2 separate regions of the Homo sapiens genome follow, and region 1 is linked to region 2. The links are chromatin loops, found by intact Hi-C in ENCODE. Cell type or tissue: PC-9. All regions are shown on one strand.

Region 1 (2,500 bases), 210 kb before region 2:
ACATCCACAACCCTAAATCCAAGCTAAGTTTGGCACCTCGAAAGAAAGGACAGCCACAATGGGATGATAAAGTGGGAGCACAAACACAGCACCCAGAGGGGCCAGAGGGTGATGTAATTTACTGATGCTGGATGAATGACCCAGGTGGGATCTGTGCCAGACTGGAGAAAAAAGCCCCTGCCAGTCCCCAGCTCACAGGTCACCTCTTCAAGAAGGTGTTCACAGACCCCAGACTTCATCAGGTCTCTCTGTTAGGGGCTCACTTAACACCAAGCACCTCTCCCTTGAAGCACTTCTTGTCACTGTAATTAACTATTTTCTTTCTTTTTTCTTTTTTAGGAATAGGGTCTCATAGGACAATGTCTCAGTACAACCTCAAACTTCTTGGCTCAAGCGACCCTCTCGCCTCAGCCCCCCTAGTAGCTGGGACTACGGGCACACCACCATGTCTAGCTGGGACTACAGGCACACCACCATGCCTGGCTAATTAATTTTTTTTTTTTTTTTTTTAGAGATAGGGTCTTGCTCTGTTGCCCAGGCTGATCTCGAACTCCTGGGCTCAAGCAATCCTCCTGCCTCAGCCTTCCAAAATGTTGGGATTATAGGCGTGAGTCACTGCACCTGGCCTTGTAATGATCTAATTTCTTGTATGGTTTATTTATCAGGGTCTGCCTTCCTAACAGGCTGTAGGTTCCTCAAGGGTTGGGACTGTGCCTGTGTTCTGGGCACCTGCCCATGCCTGGCAATTTGAAGAAGCTCAATTGCTACATGTTGAAGGAATGAATAATTGCATGAGCAACCATCGATAATTGCATGCTACAACCATCAAACTTGCAGGGTTCTTCCATGGAATAAGTGAGGTAATTATGTGTAAAAATGAATGAATGTTGTACTTGTTATAAAATAAGATCATGGGCTGGAGAAATAGTCCAGCGAATGAGTGAACGAATCAATGGCCTCAGCTGCCCGAGTGGGCGGAGCTTACGTTCTTTCCACAAGGGAAGTTCCCTAGGAGTTTCCGTCAGTAGCTCCCGAGCACGCCGGAGGCCTGGCCTGTGGATGAGATTGTTCCTTATTTCCCCAGCTTCAGCACCACAGAAGAGACCAGAGTCTACCTTGCCAGCTCCTCTAGCACCGACCACGTGCCAATTCATGTCCTGAATGCTCACTTCACTTCTTCACCTTGCTTCACTTCACTTACTGCACGGGAACAGAAAAGCCTAGAGAGGATGGATTACCTGTGCGGTTGCCTCCCTCTGCAGAGTGGGCGTGTCTCAGGAGCTTCTCTTCTTCTCCAGCCCAGTGCGGCCTCGTGTCATCCATAGGACCCACCGGCAGAGGGCAGGGCCTGCGAGTGGGGCCAGCCTCCTGGTGACTCTCGCCTCCTCTTTTCCAGCGGACGCTACCAGAGGACGAAGGTCTGACTCTGGCCAACGGCCCAGAATTTCTGGCCCAGTTTTGCCTGAGGAAGCCAACTGTGCAGGAGGTCAGGATCCCGGTAGGGTGAGAGTGGGAAAGTTAACATTCCCAAGAGACTCCAAGCAACAGGATTTCCTGACCTGGGACTATTACCTTTCTCACATTACATGGCCAGATTTACTTCCTGCTATTATTAAAAGTACGAAAAAGATGAAGATATGTGTTTAATGGAAACAAGGGCAAGAGTTTGCCTGACTGGACTTTGAGGAGGCTGTAGGATCATGGCGCTAACGGCATTTGGAGGGCTGGGAAGGGACTCTAGCCCTGGCTTTACCTGCCTTTGTCATCAGCTGGAGCAAGCAACTCCGCAACCTCGGAGCCTCAGTTTCCTTTTCTGTAAAAGGCGGGGAGGGTGGGTGGTAAGTGCAATGCTGAATCAGAACTCATAGAGCTGCTGGGTGGACATGTGAAGTAAAAGAGGAGACAGCTTTTGCTCCTGAAGGATGCCATTTGCGTTTTCCTCATCAGTTTGATCTCCTCCAATCATCCAGCACCTCCATCTGACCTTCTCAGCTGAGAGGTCCTCAGTGTTTCTGTGGCCTCCAGGAGAAAGGTCCCCCTCCCCGGCTGAGGCCAGGCTGATGGCAGGCTGCACGGCCAGCCTTCCACAGTCACCTGAAGGATACAGAAAAGGAAGAGCTGGAGGCTTCTAGCAAGCTGCCGAACTGTGTCCTCCAGCTGCGCCCAGCCCCCTGGAGGTAGCGCCGGAGCACGTGGTGGTGGCTATGTAGGAAGGCCCCTTTCGAGCCGCCCTATACTGTCTTTGGGATCTGCTTTTTACTGCCACAGCCTATGTGCTCCTGATTCTTCTCTCAATCCCTGGATGGAAACCGGCCTCTGATACTTGGCTCTGCTTCCTTGGAGGAGCTACTTAACCATTCAGTCCTCTCTGCAGTTAGCTATTAAGGTTGTCCTGCGAACTGAAGCAGAGAGTCCCCGCAAAGGGTGCAGAGTAGGGCACCCACAGAGGAGCCTCTAAAGCACTTTCCATGAGGTGGATGGCTTCTCCTCCCCAAGGGAC
Region 2 (2,500 bases):
CCGCCGCCGCGCAGGCCCTGCCTCTGTCCCAGCTGCCGCCCTCCCCAACCAGCAGAGGCGACTCCCGCCGCCGTGGCCGCCCCCGGCCCTCCCGGGGCGCTCCCTCGCGGCCGAGCCTGGCGAGGCGAGCGGGGTGCGGCGCGGCCTGGGATGCCAGAGGCAGGCTCCGCCGGCGGCTGCCGCTCTGGGGCTGCAGTGCCCTCACCCAGCTCCCCGGGCCGCCGTCGCACTGGCCGAGGCGTGGACCCTGCGAGCTGGAGGGCGGGAAGGCAGTAGCCACTGGAGGCCTGGCCAGCGGCTGCGTCTGCTGGGCCAGGAGGAACGCCCCGATTGTGCGGGATCCCAGGCGCGCGGCCCGGAGGCCACTGAGCCTCAGGGCTTGAGGGGCTGGCAGGGTCTACAGTACCCCACCCCCACCCCCACCCCCAGGGAATTCCCACTTTCGCCAGCAGACAAACTTTGGCTTCACTCAGACCCGGGTTCCACTCGGGCTCAGCCACTGCCAGCTTTGCAGGAGTGACCTTGGATAGAGTCCTCACCTTTCCTATCGCCTACCTCTTCTTCTGTGAAGGGACAGTAACACCTGTATCACAGGGGCTGGGTGGGAGGCCCAGCGAGGCAACTGGGCCAGGCTCTTCACACAACCCGATAAAGGATGGTTCTAGGGTCACCGTTCTCAGGCCACCGGACAAGGAACACTGTCAGTGGAAACTTGACTTTCAGACCCGTCCGGGGCCCCAAGTGCAATGCGCTCCTCTGTCCTTCTTCACGCCCCCACCCGGGTCTGGGGCCGCATGACAATGCCCACAGGACACGGAGCCGTACCCCGTTCCCTCGCAACGGGCTAGACTCAAGGCAGAAGCACGATGGGAGTTCATCCTGGCTTTCCCAGGATATTGGGGAATCGGGGACGTCGGAGGCGGAGCGTGGCCTCCTGCCCCCGCCTCCCACCGCCAGTCTCTCGGGCCAGCCCTGCCACCGTGGAGCTCGGCCGGGACCGCAGGCCCGCGGCGGCCTGCAAGTCTGGAAGCCGAGCGCCCCCTCCCTCCCAATCGGAGGAACCGACCCGAAGCTGGCGGGCAAAACTAGGGCGGGTGTGAGTTTGCCGACCGAAGTCAGAAGCAGGGATCCAGGAGGATCCCCGAGATGGCAGCCCTTCTGCCTCCTTAGAATCTCCACCAGGGCCAGAGTCTCTGCTCTCCCATCAGGTTGCCCTTGCCCTGCCTGGGAGCCTGTGGCCCGGGAGCTTCTGCCTCCTGGGAAGCACCTCCTGCATGGTGGCCTTGAGCCAGGCTGGCCACCTCCTGGTTTTGCTTGCATCTGCCCACCCGGCTGTCTCCGTCACCACAGCCACCAGCTACTTGACAAACTCATTCTCAGGCTCTCAGAGTCAGCCCAGTCTCTCCTCCTTGGCGAAGCCTTCCCTGACCCGGTTGTGCCCTGTATAGTTTTTTACCTGAGTGAGGCTCTCAGCCCAGTGCCTGGCTGTTATCTCCTCCCTTGTCTGTCTCCTGCATGGGAAGCAGACTTCCTGGGCCCTATCTGGTGCCAGACCTGGCAGATGATCAGGGAGAACTTATTGAAGTAATGATTGAATGAAGAAATGAGAGAAGCCATAAAGCCAATGAAGGAGTTCACAACCCCCACTCCCCAACACAAGCCCTCACAGGAGTGTTCCTGGCCAGCCCTTCTCATTGTCAGCCCCACCTGGGCTGGACAGGGCTGTGGAAAGGGAGAGAATATGGGTGAGGTTTCCCTGCCTTCAAGCCTTCAAGAAGATGCAGCATCCTGCCCATTGACCTGGCACCAGGGAGGGGCAAAAGCCGCCGTGTCCTTGCTGGTGGGAGGAGGGAAGAGGAGGTTGGGAGGAGGGTCCACACTTTGCTCCCCTAGTGGAGGAGCTGTCAGCCCCGCTGCCAGTCATCTGCTGGGAGGGAACTGGGTCAAGCGGTAGTCAGAAACCATCTGCTCGAGAAGCTGGGATTATCCTGCCCTCTGCTGATCCCCCAGCCCACGGGAGCCAAGGGTGTAAATTGAGTTCTTCCAAATCACCTTGTGTTTCTGGGGGGGGCTCCCCTTCCCCTCCTGAGGGGCAAGGACCTGTTCCTGTTGCTTCAAAGCCTCATTTAGCATCGAGCTTGGTTCTCCTTGTACTGGTAAACTCAGCCTTCCATCTCGGCTAAGGATGTGACTGCGTCTGTCAGTTTTGAATACAATAATGCACATCAGTGCCGTAGCCAACACCCTCCAAGCAGCTGCAAGACCAGGCCACCCTAATGCAGGATGCTGGCTCCCTGCTGCCATCAAGGAACTCCTTGGAGAAGGCAGGAAGGAAACATGGCGACACTGTAGATTCGGGCTTGCAGAAGTTGGAAGAGTACAGAGCACTTCCTCTCACGCACGCCTTTTTTTTTTTTTTTTTTTTTTTTTTTTTTTTGCATAACCCATCACTATCTGTTGAGGATGATGGAAACGTCCAAAAGTGACAAGGCAAACCATA

Evidence for each region. A loop is a pair of places that touch in the nucleus more often than their neighbours do. Peaks named below come from ENCODE experiments on the same cell type or tissue, not always from the same donor. Only the 100,000 strongest peaks of a DNase experiment are listed, where the experiment ranks them.
Region 1: it touches region 2 in a loop (10-fold over the local background); 58 of 110 quality-filtered maps call a loop at or near these places.

The regions. Positions count from the first base shown.
Region 1 is chr2:120,551,909-120,554,408 of GRCh38, reverse strand. LOC105373585 (a long non-coding RNA gene) reads left to right here. Exons shown (of 4, transcript XR_001739681.3): 2 at 340-860; 3 at 1,085-2,500. Among named protein-coding and RNA genes, the nearest start is that of LINC01101, 87 kb to the right of the region's middle. RefSeq lists a silencer at 1,253-1,382 and an enhancer at 2,397-2,500. In PC-9, CTCF peaks have their summits at 1,133 and 1,339 (motif pointing right); a DNase peak (open chromatin) is centred at 1,348; H3K4me3 peaks cover 520 bases; H3K27ac peaks cover 537 bases.
Region 2 is chr2:120,342,083-120,344,582 of GRCh38, reverse strand. LOC105373989 (putative cuticle collagen 91) reads right to left here. Exons shown (of 3, transcript XM_047446882.1): 2 at 556-661. Among named protein-coding and RNA genes, the nearest start is that of INHBB, 2.8 kb to the left of the region's middle. RefSeq lists a cis regulatory region at 805-1,295. In PC-9, CTCF peaks have their summits at 845 and 1,048; DNase peaks (open chromatin) are centred at 152 and 982; H3K4me3 peaks cover 1,371 bases; H3K27ac peaks cover 370 bases.